2 separate regions of the Homo sapiens genome follow, and region 1 is linked to region 2. Evidence: chromatin contacts called from ENCODE Hi-C or POLR2A ChIA-PET data. All regions are on one chromosome and are shown on one strand. Each heading gives the region's core, a stretch centred on a gene start or an enhancer-like site at or near the end of the contact. The rest is flanking DNA. Distances are from core to core; before and after follow the strand shown.

What was found. A loop is a pair of places that touch in the nucleus more often than their neighbours do. ChIA-PET counts read pairs that join two places held with the same protein, here RNA polymerase II (POLR2A). Pooled maps may share reads with other maps.
Region 1: a loop to region 2 is called in a pooled map, with 4 times the contacts of the local background. The contact joins the promoter of PDE9A-AS1 here to the enhancer-like site in region 2. A Hi-C loop is called at or near these places in 12 of 168 maps with a recorded cell type or tissue (CD4-positive, alpha-beta T cell, CD4-positive, alpha-beta memory T cell, CD8-positive, alpha-beta T cell and 7 more) and 13 of 50 pooled maps. POLR2A ChIA-PET finds 5 or more read pairs at or near these places in 11 of 52 experiments (CD4-positive, alpha-beta T cell, CD4-positive, alpha-beta memory T cell, CD8-positive, alpha-beta T cell and 8 more).

The regions. Positions count from the first base shown.
Region 1 is chr21:42,739,098-42,745,163 of GRCh38, forward strand. It overlaps PDE9A-AS1 (PDE9A antisense RNA 1), which reads right to left and starts at 2,660. Exons shown (of 2, transcript NR_183525.1): 1 at 1,997-2,660. It overlaps PDE9A (phosphodiesterase 9A), which reads left to right. Exons shown (of 20, transcript NM_002606.3): 8 at 4,679-4,763. RefSeq lists an enhancer at 1-734.
Region 2 is chr21:42,682,023-42,688,368 of GRCh38, forward strand. PDE9A (phosphodiesterase 9A) reads left to right here. Exons shown (of 20, transcript NM_002606.3): 2 at 4,170-4,240; 3 at 5,895-5,972. Among named protein-coding and RNA genes, the nearest start is that of PDE9A, 32 kb to the left of the region's middle. Within about 2 kb of position 2,454, at least 3 of the 41 ENCODE cell types and tissues checked have a DNase peak (open chromatin) inside an H3K27ac peak, as active enhancers do; they include CD4-positive, alpha-beta T cell, natural killer cell and sigmoid colon, where a contact is called at or near this core.

The DNA.
Region 1 (6,066 bases), core at 1,410-3,909, 57 kb after region 2:
GGCTGGGCTCCCAGCCCCCTAGCAGGGTCCAGTGGGCCAGGGAGCCTCTGCTTTGGTTTGTGGTGCGTGGTCTGTGCCCGCCTGTGTTCAGCGTTTGAAGGCAGAGGAGCGGGCCATGATGGGCAGAGCCGACGTCCAGGCTCCACGGTAGGGCCGTCCTGCTGCTGTCTGCAGACCTCTCAGGCTTGAGGCCCCCCGCCCCACAGGACTGGCCCGCTCCTCCCTCTGGATTGAGGTGGAGCAGGGCTGGCAGTGGGTCGAAGAGGGGAGCTGTGGAATCTTCCCCAAAGCAGCCGGGTGTCCTGGAAAGGCCAGGGAGTGAGGAGGCAGGACCCCCGGGGACACAGGCACACACATCCACCACATGCTCACCTCTGCCTCCTCCTGCAGACCTCCCCGCCAGCCCCGTCATTTCATGGCATCTTGCTTTCTCTTCATTGAGGAATGCACTTTTGCAATGTTGTTACTCACTATCCATCTACTTGGCCAACAGCCTCTTCATAAACTTAATTGCCACAAATTCTGCATCTCTGGGATGCAAACTAGTGAAGCTGTGCTGTGTCACCCAGGAGGCTTAATTTTAACATCACCTCAATAGGTAGCCAGGGAAGCGGATCTCGGTGGACTCTGCACTGTCAATACAAACGCTATGCACCCATCAAAAACCATGAGCTGGCTTAAAACAGAGCCTTGTATGGACATGGGAAAAAAATTATAGGTTTGTTGCAAACTCATTTAGCAGCAAAAATGTGATCTGAACTGACATGAAGCCCTTGGTATTTATTTATCCTGCTCAGTATGATAAATAGCATTTTCCTCGGGGGATAAAAAGAAAAACGTGAGCTGCGACAGCAGCCACTAACATGGGGAAGGGCCGTGACCTCCTGATGAGTGAAAATAGCAAGTTAGAAAACAACAAATTTTATCTTTTAAAATTAATAATAGATATATAGATACATAGACACACACAGGATGGATAGAAGCTAGATAGATACATACATACATAGATACATACATAGATAGATACTATATAGATATGTAAATAGAAAGATAGGTAGAGGCTGGGTGCAGTGGCTCATGCCTAAAGTGGTTCCCCAGCACTTTGGGAGGTGAAGGCAGGAGGATTGCTTTAGCCCAGGAGTTCAAGACCATCCTGGGCAACATGGCAAAACCCCATCTCTACAAAAAATACAAAAATTAGCCAGGTGTGGCGGTGCACCCCTTTAGACCCTGTTATTCAGGAGGCTGAAGTGGCAGGATCACTTGAACCTAGGAGGTAAAGGTTGCAGTGAGCTGTGATTGTTCCACTGCACTCCAGCCTGGGTGACAGGGCAAGCCCCTGTCTCAAAAAAAAAAAAAGAAAAGAAAAGAAAGATAGGTAGATACATAGAATGGGTGGATAGAGAGATAGAACGGATAGAAAAATAGGATGGATAAATAGAACATAGGTAGATACATAAATATGATGAATGCATAGATGGATGGGTGGATGGATGGATGGATGGATGGATGGATGGATGGATGGATGAATGGATACATAGATGAATGGATGGATAGATAGTATATAAATGGATGGATGGATAGATACACAGTAGGTAGGTAGGTAGTAGATAGATAGATAGATAGATAGATAGATAGATAGATAGATAGATAAACAGGATAGATAGATAGATAGATAGATAGATAGATAGATAGATAGATAAACAGGATGAATATTTAGAAGGCTGGGAGTGGGCAGAAAGCCTGGAAGGACACACATTAATACAAATAATATTAACTGAGTTGTTTTCTGGGCCCATAGGATCCTAGACAAGTTTTTAAATATTATTCTTTGAAGTGCTATTTCCTACACTTCCTACAATGATAATAGGATATTTTATATTCAGAAAAATGACATTTAAGACATAGTCAATGGTCCATGGACCTTGGACAGAGGGCCCAGCTGCCCTGTTTGCAGTCTACACCGCATGCCCAACCCTTCCCCAGATCTACTCACTTTCAGAATGTGCTGCCTTCCACGTGTGAACCAGACTGAGCTCCTTTCTGCCACTGATGTTGAATTGTCCATTTGCTCACGTCAGTGTCCACGTGGCAAATCCACAGGGCATGGGTGGGATCCTGCAGTCTAGACAAAGCCAAGGAGCACCGCTGGAGGCCACGTTGGGCTTCCCAATCCACATGCAAACCCAAAATGTGTTCTTGGGTACCTTTTCTGAGAAGACAGCCTGTGGCATGCATCAGCTTCCTTGAGGGGCCCATGATGCTGGAGAAAACGGAGACCCGGCTCCAAAGGAGAATGTGGACTCTTAGTGGTTGGACAAAGACGTCCCGACCTCAGACCTCAGGTACCCTGTGTTTCCCCAGCGGCAGCTCATCTGGACTCGGCCATCACGACAGCGACCACACTGGCTCCAGCCACATGCACTTCCGGACCCCATGTCCTCTAGCTGTTGGGTAGAAGAGGGGTGGAGAAGGTTTCTGTAGCACAGAAACACATCAGCAGGACCAGATCCAAATATTGCACTCTCCAGATTCTTCGTCCTTCTGGCAGAAAGAAGCAGTGTCCCGGGAACATGCCCCTACTTGACCCCTGACCCTGGAAACGCCTCGAAACCCACCCGGGAGGCTGATTCCAGCTAGTCTGCCCTGGGCCACTGTACTGGGAGAGTTTCTTTCCGGAGCTGCAGTACTTCCTTTGGGGTGGGAAGGAGTTGTTACAAACTAGCCAAAGGCTCTGAGTTGCTTGGTTTTTCCTTTAGAAAACATTTGCTTTTTATTTTTAGCAGTTATTCAGAGCCAAACTTCATGAAAAGGGGAATAGAGTGGTATCGTGGGAGTATCCTTTTGCATAAAAACTAAGGTGTGATTACAAAGTAACAAAGCTAATCTTTTTTATTTCAATTGGTTTATGAACCAACTCTAATTGAAAAGCCGTGCAAAGCTGCTTGCTTCATGGCAGCTTTTCTGGGGTAAACGTGCAGTCAGCCAAGGGTAAATATCTTGAAGTTTAACGCTCGCTCGGAGGCATAAGCTCCAGTTTGTTTTTGGTTGAAAAATAGTATCCTAACTGTTGAGGTACACCTTTGCAGTGGGACTCTGTAACTGCCCAAGGGGTTCACCCTGCCTGCTACCTAAACAGAGCTCATTCATCAAGACAGGGGAACTGCAATGGAGAAAGAGCCATTCACCCAGTGCCGGCTGTGCGGGAGACCAGAGTTTTATTATTCCTCAAATCAGTCTCCCCGAGCATTCGGGGCGCAGAGTTTTTAAGGATAACTTAGTGGGTGGTGGGAAGCCAGTGAGCCAGGAATGCTGATTGATTGGTCAGGGAGGAAATCATAGGGAGTTGAAGCTGTCTGCTTTTTTTTTTTTTTTTTTTTTTTTTTGAGACAGAGTCTCACTCTGTCCCCCAGGCCAGAGTACAGTGGCGTGATCTCGGCTCACTGCAACCTCCGCCTCCCGGGTTCAAGCTATTCTCCTGCCTCAGCCTCCCGAGTAGCTGGGACTACAGGCACTGGCACACCATGCCCGGCTAATTTTTGTATTTTTAGTAGAGACAGGGTTTCACTATATTGGCCAGGCTGGTCTTGAACTCCTGACCTCGTGATCTGCCCACCTCAGCCTCCCAAAGTGCTGGGATTACAGGCGTGAGCCACTGTGCCTGGCTGCAGCTGTCTTCTTGCACTGAGTCAGTTCCTGACTGGGGCCAGAAGACCAGACGAGCCAGTTTATCTATCTGGGTGGTGCCAGCTGATCCATCAACTGCAGGGTCTCCAAAATATCTCAAGCGCTGATCTTAGGAGCAATTTAGGGAGGGTCAGAATCTCGTAGTCTCCAGCTGCGTGACTCTTAAACTGTAATTTCTAATCCTGTGGCTGTTAGTCTCGTCCCCAGGCAAGAAGCAGGTCTGCTTTGGGAAAGGGCTGTTACAGTCTTTGTCTAAACTATAAACTACAAATGAAGTTTCTCCCAAAGTTAGTTCAGCCAAGGAATGAACACAGACAGCTTGGAGGTTCGAAGCAAGATGGAGCCCGCTAAGTTAGATCTCTTTCACTGTCTCAGTCATAATTTGGCCAAGGCAGTTTCAACTCCAGGAATGTGATCAAGTCCAAGTTCTGCTGATCCTCAACTTTGCCTATTTATTTCTCTTCTGTTTTAAGTCAACACTTTCTCCTGGTGAAACTGCTCTGGAAGGACGTTCCAATGAAAAGCTTTTCCCATAATGAGATCGTAATCCTTGCTGAAAACGCTTTGCCGTTCACTGCATTTTAATGCTCTGGCACCACATGTGCCCCCTTTTCTTTTTGGGATAAAAGACGCCTTTGTCCCATGTCCTCAGCTGGTGCTTAGGGGTATGGAGCAAAAAGTGGGTGCCAGAGTTGAGATTCAGGGAGTGGAGAGTGGGGAGGAGCTTCTGCCTTCTGAAAACTGCCCGGATGGATGCGGTAGTGCAGCGGTGGCCACGGCACATGCCTGCGAGGATAGAGTCAGTTGTGGCTGAGCTAAGCGCGGAAGTGCAGGCAAAACCTGAGTATCGGCAGCCAGGGCAGGTGTGGGGACCTCTGCACTGAGGTATATTCCTCCCTGGGAGCCACAGGGAGCCCTTAGTTACCAGCCTTGAGAGATCCTCCACATTCGTCCGTGGTAACCCCCTTGCTGTCTCTCTCTCTGTCACCAGTGGAAGGACTAAAAGTGGTGGAGATTGAGAAATGCAAGAGTGACATTAAGAAGATGAGGGAGGAGCTGGCGGCCAGAAGCAGCAGGTAGGGTCTGCGCTGGGGCCACGGGCGGCCGGGCCTGGGGAGGGCTCCCCGTACCAGTTGGGCTGGGGCTGTGGGCTTTGTTTGCCTAAAAGAAAGGCTGGTGCAGTTCGGTACAGTTCAGGCTTGGGAGAGTGCAGTCTGGAGGCAGCCACCCTGCTTGCGACCTGCTTGTCAGTGGTGTGACTTTCTTCTAACAAAAGAGCACGCATGGGCCGGGTGTGGTGGCTCACGCCTGTAATCCCAGCACTTTGGGAGGCCGAGGTGGGAGGATCACCTGAGGACAGGAGTTCAATACCGGCTTGGCCAACATGGTGAAACCCCGTCTCTACTAAAAATACAAACGGTAGCCAGGCATGGTGGCACATGCCTGTAACCCCAGCTACTTGGGAAGCTGAGGCGGGAGAATCGCTTGAACCCAGGAGGTGGAGGTTGCAGTGAGCCGAGATCGCGCCACTGCACTCCAGCCTGGGCTCGACAGAGCAAGACTCTGTCTCAAGAAAAAAAGAGCACATATTGGAGATAGGGGCTGGGAAGACGATTTCACAGAAGAAGAGTCCTCCTCCTGCAGATCCAAGCCTTAGGAGCAATGTGTCCAGCTTGGAATAAGTTGATATCCACTTTTAAAGACAGAACAAGAAGAGGAAAAGCATTAGGGGAGGAGCCTCCTGTTGCCCCCAGGGACCCGGTTCCTTGTGTGATGTTCCCACTGGGTTGCATTCCAGCGAGGGCTTCAGCACTGGGGACACAGAAGTCATTCTCCTGGGAACAGGCATCCTTCACAGGCGCTTCGGGGGGCCCAGTGAGCTGTGACTCGTGGGGAAAATGCCCCAGTCTCCACGATGCCACCTCCAAAGTCAGTTTTGTGTACAGCAGGACTCTTTACTGGAGCCAGGGTCAGGACACGTGTGGATGAACCACGACCAAACTGGGGATGGAAATGCCGGTAGTAGCAAAGAGACGGCGGTGATGATGAGCAGAGCGCATGCATTGAGGCACTTACTGTGTGCGGGCGCTGTGCTTAGTGAGGGGCACACAGGACCTGCTCACACCTCCGGGCTTTGCCTCCATGCCCGCTGGTGCCAGCCCAGACACCACAGGCATATGATGTGGCTCATGGTTCCCCAGAGTGCCACTGCCCGGCCTCAGTGGGATTTAATGGGGACTAATGGACTGAGAAACAGCCCTGTGCAATTGCACTGAGTTGTCTCAGAGCCACCTGGCATGCTGACGATCATTCCCTGATTTTGAAATTGAGGGCAATCTGCTTATTGAGGAAGCGTGGCAAGTGAAAGGGTCTCAGAGG
Region 2 (6,346 bases), core at 1,204-3,703:
AGCGCGGCTGTCCAAGCCCCCATCCCTAGGGCTCACGCCTCATGCCCAAACTCGCACCCACTTTGGCGCCGCTGGAGACTAATGAACAGCAAAAGCTGAAGTCATGACTCTCATCCAGATCTAAAATGACCGTGTGTCAAACATTTTTACTGAACTGATGAATCGAATGGGAACTGGTAAGAAGGTACGACCAGTTCAAAAGAGAAATCCAAGAACCCTAAATGTATAAGGAGTGAAGCAATGTTGAAATGGACTTACAAACGGATGCAGCTATATTCTCCAGTGGAGACAGCCAGTGCCAACTTTTGTGCTTATTCCAAATTTCCTGACAGCCTCCCCACCTTTTTTCCAACATAATCTCAAAGAGAGATTATTCTGGATGGCAGAATAAGGCTGGTCCCCCTAGGTGTGGCATCCTTGCTTGCATAGAGGTGGCAAGAGTGCCACCATACCAAACAGGCCTTTTTCAGTTTGTTTTGCTGGAAGACCTCAGAAGATATCAGAAGCAAAAGCCTCTGTTGTTTGCTATCCTAAGGTTAGGAAGCCAAGCATAAAAAGCTCTCCTCCAGATTTCACCGGCAGTACTTATAAATTTGATGAACCCCTCTCTTCTCAAGGCCCCCACGATATTCCAAAACCCTGGCCTGCCAGAGTAGAGCCTTTTTTCCCATCTTGGAGGCTGTGACCCTGAGAGCCCCTACCCTCCCCCAGGGGACTTTGTGGGCATGGACGTTGCACAGTCACCCTCGGCCCCTCAAGAGCGGTCACAGCCCAGCAAATGAGCGTCGTTCTCACGCACGTCTCTCAGGCTTAGGCTCGGTTGCATAAACCTTCCCCAATTTTATCCTGGCAAGGAGGAGGACAGATCCTTCCGGAACCTTTGCAGATATTGCCACCAAAAGTAAAGCCTTCATAAAAGTTTGCATTTGGGGAGGAAGGAGAGCAGATGGTGAAAATCAGATATCACTTAAGAATTACTCATTTCAGTTTACAAAAAATCTAGGTCGTTAAAGGTGACTGATAGCTTAAGAAGACAGGGAAAGGGCTTCATAACAGAGCCGGAAAGTCCAACAGTACAACGACACGCATGATGCCAAAAAGTAAAGCGTTCCTCACTCATTCCACTCAGTGCTCCGTAACTGATTCTCCACTGGCTCCTGGGCTGCAGCCTCATGAAGCCAGCTGTTCCTCAACTGAAAAGAGCCCTGGAAGCCCTGGGCAGCCCACTGGCAGGGTCTGAATATCATCTGAGCGAGGCCATCAGAAGCTGTCCCCAGGAGTCTGTGCTTGGGGGTCAGTCATCGGAGGTGCTTACTGCGGTCCTTTTCCATGGGGCTCGAAGCTTCTGCATTGAATCACGAGCTCTGGCCTCCAGCCTGGTGCAGAACCTTCCAGGGGGCATTGGAGTAAAAGCTTCTGTAGATGACAGCTACCCCTTTTTTGGTCCATTTTATAGCAGAGGAAATTTAGGTTCAAAGAAGTTGAGTTGAGAGTCCCAGGAGTAAGAAGCAGTCAAGGATCCCCCCAGGCCTCCGGGGCCGCCTGGGCTGCCTGGCCTCACGACCTGGCCCCATGCTCCTGAGATGGAGAAGCCCCAGGCCCATGAGCCTGTTGCCCTTGGCAAAGCCACTTCCCTTCTGAGTAAAGTCAGACGAGCCTGCCCAGTCCCAAGAGACTGCGATTCCGTAATCGCCCTCCCCTCGCCTTTTGAGGTCTTGCTGGTAGGTGCACCCCCTTCAAGCCAGCCCAAGGAGCCATGATTTGAGTCGGTCTTGCCAGATGTGTCTGGAGAGAATTTAACTCCAAGATCATCCCCCGTGCACTCTGAGGGGCTGGGACAGGATGTGGTGCCCTTTGTGCCCAGGAGGAGAAGCACCCAGTGGGGCGGGGTGGGGCGAGGACTTTATAAAGGCGTCATTTGCTGCGGCCACCCAGGTTGGAACACAGGGACCACAGGGCCCCCCGCCTTCTGCAGGACCACCCCGCTCATCTGAGGGAGACACTGTAGAAACACATCTTTGAGCAGTGGCTTCTAATCCAAGAAACCCAATAGAAGTCAAACGCAGATTCCTAGGGCCCAACCCGGACCCACTGCGTGGGAATCCCTCAGCCGGGGCCAGAAGCACGCTTTGAAGACACCAACCTCCTCAGCAAGCCTCTTGCAAACCACATCCTGCTTCTCCAGAAGCTGCAGATCCAGAATGTTCAAAGAAAGAGCCCTCCTTGCCTTCCTCTTCTTCCACCCCTGCCCTCTGCAGACTGGGGTTCTGTAGACCCCCAAAGTAAGTCCGCCACACCGGAAGGAAGTGAGTTACACAGGGGCCCACATGGGAACCGCTTTTTGTCCTGTCTTGGTGGGAAAATGGCCACGACCCCAGCCCAGGCTCTGCCACGCCACAACTCCACGGGCATAGCCTGGGAGGCCGCAGCGTGAACTGTGACTAGGGCTGAGGATGGTGCCATGGTAGAAGTGAGGGCCTGGCACCCGGCCAAGTGCAGGACTCCTCGGCAGTGGGGTTGGGAGAAGCAGCCTCTGCAGGCGAGGCCAGGAACCAGGACACAGGAGGAGAAGCACATCTCAGAGGAGGGAGCTCTGGGAGGAGCCAGCAGAGTCCTGCAAAGGAGGATGTGGGGGAAATGGGGTGAGGCCAAAGTGGGGGCTGCTGAAGGGGCTACTGCACCCGTGCGAGCAGGGCCAGGACCAAGCTGCATAGGCAGCCAGGGACACAGCCGATGCCACAGACGTCAGGAACCACGCAATGACACAGGCCACCTTTGACCGACCGTTACCCCTGGGGCAAATACCAGTGGGGATAACGGGCAAGGAGAGGTGCTGTTTACTGTCTTATTGTTGCCAGTTCAGCAGCCCACAGGAAATGGTGTTAGTCACAGAAAAAAAAAATCTGTTTTCTATATTTCACTGTTTCCAAGTAAAGAAAAAAGAAAACTAATCTTAGCTTAAAAAAAAAAAAAATGGTGCGCTGGGCACCGAAAAATAACCATCTTCCTAGGCCTGCGTTTCCCCCACACCGGGGACTTGTGCTGGAAAGAAAAGCTGCGTTGGCAGCCAGGAGCCGGGGAAACTGTCCAGGGAGGCATCCTCTGCGATGAAGGCGGGGCCTCGGCGTGGCCCGTTCCGCGCTCTGTCCAGCCCTGGAGAAGCCCCACCCTCACCGAGCTCGAAATACCCCCTCCCTGAGAGCCGAGACTCATGGCCGGGACCCCTTGGACAGAAGATGCGGATGCTAACCCGGCGCTTCCACCACAGCCCCGGCGGCACTGGGGAGCGAGCGCGGCCATCCCGCGCGTAGGTGGTGTTTCTCTGCAGGCGCCAGTTTCACCGCGGGCGCCCAGGATCCTCAACGGTTCTGTTGTGATGTGATTCCCCTCTTCGACTTCGTCATTCAGCCTCAGTCCCTCAGTCCCCAAATACCGAAAGGCAGTCTTTTTTTTTTTTTTTTGAGACGGAGTTTCACTCTTGTTGCCCAGGCTGGAGTGCAATGGTGCGATCTCGGTTCACTGCAACCTCCGTCTCCCTGGCTCAAGCGATTCTCCCGGCTCAGCCTCCCGAGTAGCTGGGATTACAGGCACCTGCCACCACGCCCGGCTAATTTTTTGTATTTTTAGTAGAGACGGGGTTTCACCATGTTGGCCAGGATGGTCTGGAACTCCTGATCTCAGGTGATCCACCCGCCTCTGCCTCCCAAAGTGCTGGGATTACAGGCGTGAGCCACCGCGCCCGGCCTTTTTTTCTTTTTTCTTTTGAAGTTAATGAACTTGAATTTTATTTTATTTACAGAATAGCCCCCATGAGATACTTGAAGACCCGGTGCCAAGCGACAGTGTTGACCCCAGGTGGTCAGTCCTGCCTGGCCCCTTCCGAGGGATGCGCCTTCACCATAACCATGTCACGGACAGGCGTGTGGGCAAGGGGGCATCGCTGTATTTTTCACAACTCTTTCCACTGAACACGACAATGACATTTTTCACCACCCGTATGCATCAACCAAATGAAAAGATGAGCCTGTGACATTCCCGTGCGTAGAGTTACAGCTTTTCTTTTCAAAACGAACCTTCAGTTTGGAGCCGAAGCGGAAGCACGTGGCGTCTGACGTCTCCAGGGAGACCCGCCGCCCTCGCTGCCGCCTCACCGCGCTTCTGTTTTGCAGGTAATCTTCAGCAAGTACTGCAACTCCAGCGACATCATGGACCTGTTCTGCATCGCCACCGGCCTGCCTCGGTGAGTGCGCGCTGCGGGCTCTGCCCGGTGACGCCACGCGGCCTCCTCGCCTTTTCGGGATGGCTGGGAGGGGCGGGAAGAGGCGCTGAAGGGCCCGAGGCACCGGCCTTCTACAAGGGGCTCTTCGAAATCAATCAATGCGCAGAATCCCGAGGGAGGCTCAGCCGCCCTCCGGGCCTCTCTGCCTCCACAGGTGATGGCTGTGTCCACAAGGAGGAAACCGTCGGGCTGAATTAAACAGAACCGCCCTCCTAAGAGTGTGGGTTTTTCTGCCGGGCGTGGTGTCTCACACCTGTAATCCCAACACTTTGAGAGGCCGAGGTGGGCAGATCACCTGAGGTCAGGAGTTCGAGACCAGCCTGGCCAACATGGTGAAATCTTGTCTCTACTAAAAATACAAAAATTAGCCGGGCGTGGTGGCGAGCACCTGTCATCCCAGCTGCTTGGGAGGCTGAGGCAGGAGAATGGCTTGAACCCTGGAGGCAGAGGTTGTAGTGAGCTGAGATCATGCCATTGCACTCCAGCCTGGGCAACAGAGCGAGACTCCGCCTCAAAATAAATAAATAAATAAAAAAGAGTGTGGGTTTTTTCCTCTCACTTCTTCATTCACTTTTGGAGAAAGCGGGGTGGTTGTGTGTGTTTGGTCCCCAGCCCCACATCACCCCATAGGTGCCTTTTCTACCCAGGGGGCTTGACCCAGATCAACACTGGGTGAAAGGCTGACTTCAGAAATGGGTTGAAAAGACCAGTGATCTGCCTTATCGAGTCCTCAGAGTCCCACAGGAGTTAATGTCCTAAATCAACAGTGTGTTCGAGCCAGTGAATTTTCTAATTATCAGCAAACTTTCCAAATGTAAAGGGTGAGCAGGAGTAGCTTTGGCTCAAGGATTAACTTTAAAGTTAGGACGGAGGTGGAGAAGGGCAATTGAAGTTTCTCACAGACAGGTGAGAAAAGGGAGATGAAAGTACACGTCTGAAAGTGCAGCAAATGGCAGTTTTAGCCGCAAAAATAGCCCATGGTCTGGGGCATCTTTGGGCACCATATATGAAGCAATGTGCCAATAAATAAATATATATACACAGTATTCCGTATAGCAGCCCTGGGATTTGAGTATCACCTCTATTTCACAGATTTTAACAATTTACAACTGAAGATCAGAGATTAACTTGGTCGAGGTAACACATCTTGCAAGAGGCCCCAAAACATGTGAGGTTGGAGGAAGACTCATCCTAAGCATTTAAAACTATTTTGTAGGAGAGACTTGCGCAGTTCAGACGGACTCCCAAAGGCACTGGAAGCGGAAAGACAAACTATGAGTTCGTCATCTGCTGATATAAATGTTAGTTCCTATTTTACCACAGTTTTTTAAAAAAAATCTCCCAACTCAATAAAGTAGACTTGCTCCAATTCCCATTTTAAAGTATTTCAGCATCTACACGCACTTAGGATTATACGCAGCTGTTTAATTTCATTTACAATCGGAGTCTCAATGCCCTGGGGACGGCCTCCCACCCTTCCCATCCCACCACACCTTGGTCAGGCTGGTCCTGGGACTGTCCTGGTTGTCTCAGGGCTCTGGCCCCATGTGTACATTCAAGTGTACATCCCAGAGCACACTATGGGCGAAAACACGGGCTTGGGTGTGTTTTCCAGGAACACGACCATCTCCCTGCTGACCACCGACGACGCCATGGTCTCCATCGACCCCACCATGCCCGCGAATTCAGAACGGTAAGAGGCTCCGGCCGCGCTCCTCGGGGTGTGCCTGGCACTTCTCTCCATGACATGGGAGGCTTTCTGTGATTTTGTAAATGTGCTACTGCAGAAAGGTGTGAATTGACAGCAGAGATGGAGAGCGAGGGTAGGAGCCAGTGTGAAGGAAGCTTGACTCGTCGTGTTCCCCTGCAGAGGAGCTGGGCACGTTCCAAGATAACAATTGCAGCCGTGGCTCTGCACCTGCTTCTCAACGGGAGGAGGCATTGTACAGAGGGGAAACTGAGGCCCAGGAGGGTGAGCCAAGAGCTGCAGAGCCAGGCCCCGGGATCCCCACATTAACCCCAGGAAGGACCTCGGGAGATTCCCTACAGAGCCCCTGGGGACATTTC